Regions from separate parts of the Homo sapiens genome. Here region 2 is linked to region 1. A link is a loop called in an ENCODE intact Hi-C map of the cell type or tissue named here. Cell type or tissue: PC-3. All regions are shown on one strand. Each heading gives the region's core, and the rest is flanking DNA. Links, peaks and the distances in the headings are about the cores only.

Region 1 (5,385 bases), core at 121-5,120:
CTCTGTAGACCATGTCCTAGCACATCCAGCTATGTGACAGTCTGCACTTCACACTATCCAGAACCCACACCACCCTGGTGGCTATGCTCCTGAGTGAGCTTCCAACCAGCAAACAAACCATTCCACATTCCACACAATAAAAGATATTGTGGGAAGGTACAAACTGTGGATAGATAACTAACCAACAACCCACAGAGGCATGTTACAACTCAGGGGCAGCAGGAAGATCCCCAGAAAGGGGGAGTAGATGGGATTTGTGTTCAATACTTTTTTTCTACATAGATAAGGCTATATTCATGTTTATGAAATCAGTGAATTCCATAGAGCTGGAAGACATAGCTGACTCACTGAATATTGGAATCAGAACCAAAATCAACAAGATGAAATTGAACAGGAATAACAGAAACTGTTATGCTAAGGTTGAGATTAGCAGTGACATAAGGCAGAACATCCAGTCAGCAGTTCACATAAAGACCTCAGAGTTTTGGTTCAACACAAGCTCAAGGATGGGCATTATCATGTAATGGGGGAAAAACAACATTTAGATTCAAACAAACCCAATCTCAAATGCTAATTTCACCACTACATTGCTATGACCCAAGTCTTTGTCTCATAAAATGGGCATACTCACTCATAAAATGGGTGAGTATGAACAAGATAACACATGTTGAGCATGTGTGAACAGTGCCTAGAATGCATGGGAGATACTCAGTAATCCACACCCCACATCCCTGGAACCTGGCACGATGCCCCCCCCCCATCAATACATTTAGTAGGAGACATCATAGCACTTTCCAAATAATCTATTGAAACATTCATTTTTGCCTGTCCTCTTTATTTAGGATGCCAGAAGAAATGGGAAGACATTAAGGTTTATGTGCTAATATTTGAGTCCTTTCATGGCATTTACATGGCAGAGCCAAAAGCAGAAGTTGACAACCATCAGAAGCCAAACCAGCCCCACAAAATACCTAGCCTTCAAGAGAGAAATTGGACCAATCTATGAAAAATGTTGCTGGTGTGTGGGGATGGGGAGGTTGGAAAGTTGCTGAGACTTCGGGAAGGAATGGAGGCTCATGACAGATATTTGTGCCACATTCCCATGTAGACCTTCCTAAAATGTGGCAGGCCCTCTAATGGGCACCATCAGAAAGCCATGGCAACTGACGATCAAAAGATCTGCCTTGAGGCCATGGTCCCTGTGCCCAAGCTGGGCTCAGAAATCATGGAGTCTCCCGCCTTCAAGGGACTGTGTCGATTTAGGCAGTGAGCACAGCCACAGCCGCCCGTGTGGATGTGGACTGAAGTCCAGTTCTCTTCATGGGTGCTTGGCTGTGAGACACCTCTAAGACTCTTGCACAACCAAGCAGCAGGGGAAGAAGGATATTAGAATTGAATGTGATGATTGAGATTTAATTTACTGGTTAAATGGGTGGGGACATGCAGCAGATGGGCCGATTGTAAAGGAATAAATATAACATTTATTTTCATCCAAGTACTAGGGAGTATTTTTTTTGTATGCTTTGTCAGAGATCAGTTGGTTGTAACTATTTAGCTTCATTTCTGTTTATCACACCATAATTCACAATTGCAAAGATATGGACCAAACTAAGTGCCCATCAATTAATGAGTAGATAAAGAAAATGTGATACACACACACACACACACACACATATACACATACATACACACACCATAGAATACTAAGCCATAAAAAAAAAATGTATTTTGCAGCAATTTGGATGGAACTGGAGGCCATTATTCTAAGTGAAATAACTCAGGAAGGGAAAACCAAATACTGTATGTTCTCACTTGTAAGTGGGAGCTAAGCTATGGGTATTCAAAGGTATACAGAGTGGTATAATAGACACTGGAGACTCTGAAAGGGAGAGGGCGAGAGAGGAGTGAGGAATAAAAAAATAGTATACTATGTACACTATTCAGGTGACAGGTACCCTAAAATTTCAGATTTCACCAGTATATAATTCATCCATATAACCAGAAACCACTTGTACACCTAAAGTTATTGAAATTTAAAAATTGTAAATAAAAATCCCACATATATTAGGGAGTATAATTCACACTCTCTATGAAGTAAAAAGGGCTTATACAGTAGGCCAAACTCAACCCTACCACTGTGATTTAACCTAATTCCCCAAGCATCATTTATTTCATTAGCAAAACAGAAAAAAAAAACATACCTCACAAAGATATGGGGAGGATTACATGAGATAACTAATAGCAAAAATCCAAGCACAGTTCTTAGGGTAGTGTGGATGCATTTTATACGAATTTGAATTTGGTGGATTTAAAATAGTGAAATAAAAACATAAGCCTCACTATATGGCAAAACTTGAAATAATGTGAAATCCCACTTTATATTTATTCCTAAATGAAAACGCATCTTGAGTGGGTATCATACACTAATCACTAATGGGACGTGGAGAATTTTTTTTAAAAGGAGAAGTCCAGGATGATTCCCACAATTCTAATTTGGATGACAAGTGATGACACCATTTACCAAGAAAGCCCAGGAATACAGAGGGGTGGGGAGTAGTCCCATAAGAGAGGTGGGGAAGTAACGGCTTCAAGCTGAACACGCTAGGGGGTAGATGCTATGAAATATTCCAGTGGAGTTACCCAGCAGGCATTGTTAAATGACCTGGGTCTTACAAGAGAGTGATGGCTGGAGATACACAGATTTGGCAATCGTGAGTAAACAGCATATAACTATAACCTAAAGCATGTATTTGAAATCACCCAGGGAGTGAAGATGGAATGAGAAGAACAGAGAAACAATGACAGAGTCCTTACAAACACCATGATACAAGAAGGCAATGGGGATATGTTATCCTAAAGGAATCCTAAAAGAAGTGATCAAAAAGGTGAACAGAAAACCAAGTGGGAGTACTGTCACTGAGGATGAGTTTCCAGAGAGAATTAATGCTGAAGAAGCTATTGCAGGTCAGTGGTCAGTCTAGCTAGCACTGCTTCAATGAAGGGTAAAGATATGCTCAGGAATGTCCACTTTAAGGGGCGGGGATGATACTTGCACTGGATGCTGCACTAATCAGATAACACTTGGAATATTTTTTTCCACCTCCAGACACTGCTGAGTATGAAGAACTAATTGGAGAAGGAAGCCGTTGTATAGCAGATGCAGAGCAGCAGCAAAAATGGTAATGAAAATAGAAGATAAATTAGAAAATTTGGAAAAACCCAAACAGATCAGCCATATTGAAGGGAAAAAGAAAAACAAAACAAAGTGGGAGGGCAGAAATGTAGAACGGTATACACTCTTTTAACCCCAAGGATGAATGTAGCCAAGAACACAGTGGGGACTTAGGAGTCTCAGCACAGAGCATTCTCTACTCCCTACTGCTCAGGCAAAGAACTCCTTCATCATGCAGAACCAAAACTGGTGTAGAGTCTTAAATGACCTGGGTATCTCTACGCAGAAGAAAGCGCTTTCCATGTAAAAGGATTAACTTGAACCTGGGTGCTCAAGGGACACCCTAGGCTGCTTATCCCACTGATTCTGATCTGACTGTGTTAAGTAATAAATCATGTGGTTACATATTCACATTATCTTGTGTAGTTTTCTCTCACATTGCTACTTAAAGAGAAACCCCAGACACAATAATGAGGGAGCTCAGTATAAGGGTATGAAGAGATCCAGGCAAGCTATAACCTGGAGAGCTCCTTGCCCTTCAGAAGGTGAGACCACTCAGAATGAGGGAGAAAACGTGGCCCAGCCCACTTTATGAGGAAGCTACAAACAGAATTCTTAGAAGACAGCAGCCAAGGGAGTAGCAGGGATGGGGACAGGGAGGGCTGAGACTAGAAACTCACAGAGGAACAAACAATTGAGTAAACTGGAAACAAGTAACCACAAAAGCACTAGAAAATAAAATGAAAGCTTTGCATGAATAATTGACAAATTTGATCTTCCTTGTGAATGCAGAAGAAGGAACTAGAAACAAAAGATAATGAGGCCGCTTTCTCTGCTTTGATCTGAAGGACAACTTTCTAATTATCTGATCTTTCCCAAGACAGAACAGAATGCATCGCAAAGTCAACAGACTCTCCAGCACAGAAAGTACTAGACCAAATGCTGGATAAACATTACTGCTAATGGAGACGTTTCATTGCCTTGGCCTCACATCTCTATCTAGAAACACTTTAGAAACACTCTGGGCCTCTCTCTCTCTACCCCTCATATCTTCCCAGGAGAAGAGGAGGAGTGTTTGGGAGAAAGAACTAGGCTTGCAATTCAGCTCCTGCTCCACCCTGCCTTGACCTGAATGCAAGATGCATGCATCCTGGTCTGCTCTCAGCAGCATAGGGAGGCCTGCAGTTGTTCAGCTGTGCAGTGACCGAGGGGCGAGTCTATCTGATTCAGGGATGAAAGAATGAAGTAGTATCCTTTGTCAGTGATCTTAAGTCATAGTCTCCTATCAGCTGTATCAGAAAATATGTCCACTTCCATCTCTCTATTTCTCAATTGGTTCCAAACTCAGATACGGAAGAGGGTGCCCTCTAAAACCTCAAGAACATCTGTGAGGAATATTTTCCTGTAAAAGAGGTTGGATCACATAACTCTAAAATTGCTGTATATGTAGAATTCAGTGACTCTTACTTTTCAGATACTTCTAGGACCTTCTAACTTAATGTCTCATTGACATTTCAAATTCACTGAATCCAAAATTAAGTTTCTCTTTCCCCAAAACCAGTTGACTCTCCCGACATTACTGCACATCATAAGTAGCACTGGCTTCACATTCATCAAGATTTAAAAGGTTAAAGTTTCCAAATAATAGGTAAATTGGAAATGTCCTTATCATGATTCCAAAGCAATGCCGACACCAGAGAGTGGTGGGTGAAAGCCTAGCTGTGACTGCCATGACCTAGTAAGAATGTAGGGCAAAGAGAGAGAGCCAAAGCCAACATCTGGAGGTACAGTCAGACCAGAGCCAACATCTGGGTGTGAGGAGAGAGCAAGAAACCTATCCTGAGGATAGAGAAATAATTCCCAGAGAAAAGAAACAGGAAATGTCATGCCACAGAAGCCCAGAATCAAGTGCTACTGAAAAAGCAAGACAAGAAGGGATCATAGGCAATCAGATTTGATGATTAAGAAATTCCTGGGACCTTGATGAGACCAAGTTTGTAATAGTGGAGCTGAAAAGAAAACATCATTTTTCATTCGATCATTCAACCAATATTTATTGGGCATCTACAGATTGTGAATTCAAAGCAGGTAAGACACTGTCCCTGTCCTCAAGGCACATATAGTCCAAGAAGAAAACACAAAATAGGCCATTATAAGAGAGTAAAAAGTATCTCAAGAGGGACTCTGGGAACAGAGAGGAAGGGTAACTAACC
Region 2 (5,385 bases), core at 131-5,130, 150 kb before region 1:
TTTTGCAGAATGCCTGCAAAAAATTCCAAGGTCAAATTTTTTCTTTTCTTTAGTCATCTAGAACTGTCTTACTTATAGTAGCTTATTAAATGTACATTTCAGTCCCTGAAATACAGATGTTAGATCTTGATGCCCCCAAAAAATAATTTAAAAAACCCATGTTACATCCAACATCTGTTTATAGCAAAAGATATTCACAAAGCAGCTTAACAGCTTAGTGATATTCAAATGCCTGCTAACAAAATTTGGTTTTCTTGAAGTTAGGTCTAATGAAGTTTGACTCATATGGTCAGTAATGAGTAGAAGAAAAGAAATCTGAGGGTAAGATTATATGGCAGACACTCCAAGATTGACAGTGGAATGTAATGGAAAGAACAGATTCTTTGGAATCAGACAGACCCGAGTTTTGCTTTCGTTTCCACCATTTATTACCTCTTAAATCTTAGCAAGTTACTATCTTTCTGAGCCTGTTTCCTTTTTTTTTTTTTTTTTGAGAGTCTTCCTCTGTTGCCCAGGCTTGGAGTGCAATGGTGCAATCTGAGCTCACTGCAACCTCTGTCTGCCAGGTTCAAGTGATCTTGTGCCTCTTGTGCCTATTGGGACTACAGGCGTGCACCACCACGCCCGGCTAATTCTTTTTTTTTTTTTTTAGTAGAGATGGGGTTTCTCTAGGTTGCCCAGGCTGGTCTTGAACTCCTGACCTCAAGTGATCCACCCTCCCAAAGTGCTGGGATTATAGGCATGAGCCACTGTGCCCAGCTCCTCTTTTTTAACTTAGGGAAAATAACATCTACTCTCTAGCATTGTTTTGAAATGCTGAAATGTTCACCTGAAATATCTAGGACTAGAAAAAGGCCTGGAAATCATTCCCTTTATATCAATACTTCTTAATTTTCATTCCTACTTTTCAGTTAAAAAATAACTCAGTGATAAGAATCCATGAGGAAATAACACTTAAAAGTTTACAACTCAGCAGTTATACAAGAACAAAACAATCCACAAAAGTAAACCTAACCGTAATTGTAAAAATATATTTAAAAAGCAATAGGAGTAGAAATTGGAAACCATGATGAAGGAAGGAAGGAAGGAAGGAAGGAAGGAAGGAAGGAAGGAAGGAAGGAAAGAAAAGAAAGAAAGAAAGAAAGAAAGAAAGAAAGAAAGAAAGAAAGAAAGAAAGAAAAGAGAAGACAAGAGAAAAGAAAAAGGAGGAAATTTCCTCCCCCAAAATGTGAGAATTATTATAATTATCTACATGTGCTCAATCATTCTAAGAATTCTGCCTCATTATGAAGCAGCTCCTCTTAGAATACAAAGTTAGAGACCTCAGTAAATGGTAGTTTACCATTAATTTTAGTTGTAAGTACTAGATTTTAGTAACCCTAATGGGTTACTAAAGATACTTCTTATTTATATATAAATTATATATATATATATTATATGCGATTATATATATATTATATATATGTGTGATTATATATATTATATATATGTGATTATATATATATATATATATGTGATGTGGCTCTTAGCACAAAATAGATTCTCTAGCTATCTCTAAGATTTTATATACTGTGTTAGTTGAGAGGCAGTATGCACACTGGCTAGTGCTTGGCACATAGTAAGCACCCCATAAAAGTTAACTAGTGCTTACTTCAGCAGCACAGATACTAAAATTGGAAAAATACAGGGATTAGCCTGGCCCCTGAACAAGGATGACACAGATTTGTGAAACATTCAATTGTTTTTTCAGTTAGGAGGAGAAAGTTCAAGAGATCTATTGTATATGATGACTATAGTTAGTAACGATGTATTGTATACTTGAAATTTGCTAATGGATTTTAAATGTTCTCACCATAAAAAGTATCATAAGTATGTAAGGTGATGAATGTTAATTAGCTTGATTTAACCATTCCACAATGTGTGTGTGTGTGTGTGTGTGTGTGTGTGTGTGTGTGTATCAAAACAGCATGTTGTACTTCATAAATATATACAATTTTTATTTGTCAGTTAAAAATTTTAAGCCATTAAAAAGAATAAATGTTAACTACTATCAGGATTTGCACATGACACCAATAATAATAAAGATGCACAAATGTATTGTACTTTGAGAAAAACTGAAAGATATTGGTTATTTAACCCTAAGTCATCATCTTTTCCTGACCACAACAGCCAACAGTGATTCATTCTTTGATCTCATGCAGAACTTGTCTTTTTCAACTGATTCAGCACTTAGGGTATTTGACTCATTCCTGTACTGCATGAAAGTCTGTCTTGTCTGGCAACTACGTGATGGCAAAAATTAGAAGGGGCAGCTTGTCAGGAGATAGCTTGGGACCTGTCACTGGAGATAATCAAGCATAGTGGGGCACACCCAAGGAGGTACAGAAAGGAATCTACCTTTGAATTATTGGAATCAGTGGCCTGGAATCTCAGTTTGGAGATTCAATAAAAATGCAATAAGCCCCTTGTACTGCCTGGAAATCTGCTAGCTTTCATATCCCTTTCCCAAACATCATATTAGAACACAGTAAGTGCTCAGTACATACTAGTTGGTTCACTGATCCTTTATGTCTTCAAGAAAATTAAGAAGTCTCTTTTAATAATACAAGAATTTTTATGTTGCAAGAAGTAAGGTGACATTGTTTTTTTTTTTTTTTTTTTTTTTTGAGACGGAGTCTCGCTCTGTCGCCCAGGCTGGAGTGCAGTGGCGCAATCTCGGCTCACTGCAAGCTCCGCCTCCCGGGTTCACGCCATTCTCCTGCCTCAGCCTCCCAAGTAGCTGGGACTACAGGCGCCCGCCACTACGCCCGGCTAATTTTTTGTATTTTTAGTAGAGACGGGGTTTCACCGTTTTAGCCGGGATGGTCTCGATCTCCTGACCTCGTGATCCGCCCGCCTCGGCCTCCCAAAGTGCTGGGATTACAGGCGTGAGCCACCGCGCCCGGCCCCGACATTGTTTTTCCCTTGTTAGAGACATTAACATTGTTAGAGAGAATGGACAGAGTTAGAGGAACCAGAGAAAAATTAAAGCAAGAAAGAATATTTAAACTATAAGAATAATTTATTGAAGGATGAAACAAGCTTTAGAGGGAGATTCAAGGCTCTTCGTGTCTGAAAACCCTCTTCAGTAGCATCTGCCAATGTCTTGGACTGCTCGAATCAAATCTGCCTTATGCCTTTTTAAAAGCTCTAATATTCTTTAAAGACAAATGTTCTCAGAGGTTTTAAATTTAAAACTAACTTAAAAATGATTACAAGGTCTATGATACATTCATGGTACCATTCTCATCCATGGAAAATCTGAGGCACAAAAATTGGTCTAAGGCTTTATGCTAAATCAGTGGCAGATTGGCGAACTAAAGTCAGAACTTTTCCTCTCTTAGAATTCGTGTTTTCCTTTAAACACATATAAGTCATATTAAGTACTTAAATCTGCAAGCATGTTTCAACATAATCACTCATGAAATTCCATTTCCCCCCTACAGATAAGATTACAATATACACTTCTGGCTCCAATGCTGCAGAATCATACTTCTATCGATGCTGCTGATTTTCTTTCCTTGGAAAATGCAACACTAAATTTCTTCCAAGTCAAAATCTTTTACAGTAAAGACAGAGATAAAAATGCAAACATTATCAAGTTTGGCTCCTTTCCCATGTATCAGCCAATTTTGCTGTGTGTTGGCAATCTGGAAGAAAACTTCCATATCTCTTAGCGAGTTAGATCATTCCTTCTTGTGTCTTCTGAGCTGAGTCACAGTGTAGGCACTTAATGACTACATTCCTAAATAGGGTACGTAGAGGAGACTGAATTTCACTCACATTTATTGACTGTCACAATAATGTGCTTCTGCCAAAATCCTGAATTAAACCACTTTGACAGGTGGCAGCTTCTAGCCTTAGAAAAGCTCACTTCGTGTTGCATACTCATAACACCATCTCTTGACTATTTGCCTCATTAGGTCCCAATTAATTCTACTGCAAAGTTGGGGAGTTTTTCCCTGTTGGTAATTCTGGAAAATATGTGCTGTCAAGAACCATTTTCTATAATGAAGACATTTTTGGCTGCCCCAAAGGCTAAAATGCAACTTCCACAATTTTAAGATATCAACTAAATACAAAAACTTCAGTTTCTTGGGCATATCCCAAGATATCTACTTCGCATATCCCATGAGATGGAGAGCTACACTCCACCAACAATGGCCTTGTTCCCACTGGGCATCAGAGCAAGTGGGACTGGTCATGGCCTGGCACCACAACTAAACTCTGCAGAGCCTGAAGGTGCCCCTCCTGGAGATGCCACTCTTGCATTCCCACCTTCCCTGCCAGGGAAACCAGGCTGAGCAAGGCTTAGCAAAGGCCCAGCCTCAGAGAAGCTCCCTGTTTTAAAACATGGAGAGAACTCTGAAAGGGAAAGGGGGATAAGGCCAAGGACCAAAACAAATATTTCCAAAGACACTTTCATGATGAAATTTGTTATAAAATTAGATGGTGATGTGAGGGATAAACTTTGGCTTCAAACCAGCTCAAATGTGGTTTATTCTACAGTCTTCCCCAATTCTTCTCTGTGGAAGAGATGCGCTTTCAAATTCTTATAAGCTTTTCTTTCTTTTTGACAGGGTCCTGCTCTGTTGCCCAGGCTGGAGCATAGCAGCATGATCATAGCTCACTGTAGCCTCAAATTCCTGGGCTTGAATGATCCTTCTACCTCAGCCTTCCACATATGTGCATGCTACCATGCCTGGCTCATTTTTTAATTTTTATAGAGACAGGGTCTCACTATGTTGCCCAGGCTGATCTCGAACTCCTGGCATCAAGTGATCCTTCCTCCTTGGCTTCCCAAAACGTTGGGATTATAGGCATGAGCCACTACGCCCAGGCAACTTTCTCACTTTCTACTTGTATTATAGTTATTCATGTAAGTGTCTTATCTTCTGCATTGACTGTAACTTCTTGAGGGTAGAATCCATGTCTAATTTATCTTTGCCAACATCTGGCATACAGAATTAGTTCAAGATGAGAGAGTATCCAAAATGAATGAAGAATGCTTCTCAGCACAGGAGTGAGGAGAATGAGCTTCCATATATGGCCCTCAGAATACTAAGCCCAGTCCTTCTTCTCACTCGGTTCAGTAACTGCCAGAGGCAGCATACAGGGTTGGTTAAGAGCACAGTCTGGGGGCCCACTGGCTTGAGTTCAAATCCTTCCATGAGATGTTTTGTGTCTCTGGATAAGTTACTCAACCTCTCTTACCCCTCAATATTCTCATCAGTGGTGTGGGAATAACACAGGAGTAGCTTAATATGAGGAGTAGCACCTACTTCATAGAGTTGTTGGGGAGATTAAATGAGTTAATATGAATAAAGCAGTTGAACAGTACCTTGC

What was found. A loop is a pair of places that touch in the nucleus more often than their neighbours do. Peaks named below come from ENCODE experiments on the same cell type or tissue, not always from the same donor. Only the 100,000 strongest peaks of a DNase experiment are listed, where the experiment ranks them.
Region 2: it touches region 1 in a loop (15-fold over the local background); 1 of 110 quality-filtered maps calls a loop at or near these places.

Annotation. Positions count from the first base shown.
Region 1 is chr7:102,985,269-102,990,653 of GRCh38, forward strand. The region is part of intron 7 of FBXL13 (F-box and leucine rich repeat protein 13); the gene reads right to left. It overlaps NFE4 (nuclear factor, erythroid 4), which reads left to right. Exons shown (of 3, transcript NR_166512.1): 2 at 2,765-2,964; 3 at 3,107-3,585. Among named protein-coding and RNA genes, the nearest start is that of NFE4, 15 kb to the left of the region's middle. In PC-3, for the core only: no CTCF peak of the experiment used is centred there; no DNase peak of the experiment used is centred there.
Region 2 is chr7:102,832,962-102,838,346 of GRCh38, forward strand. It overlaps FBXL13 (F-box and leucine rich repeat protein 13), which reads right to left. Exons shown (of 21, transcript NM_001394494.2): 19 at 1-13. It also overlaps a transcript of FAM185A not described here and the pseudogene RNU6-1136P. Among named protein-coding and RNA genes, the nearest start is that of LRRC17, 77 kb to the right of the region's middle. In PC-3, for the core only: no CTCF peak of the experiment used is centred there; DNase peaks (open chromatin) are centred at 2,220 and 3,760; H3K4me3 peaks cover 771 bases; H3K27ac peaks cover 1,615 bases.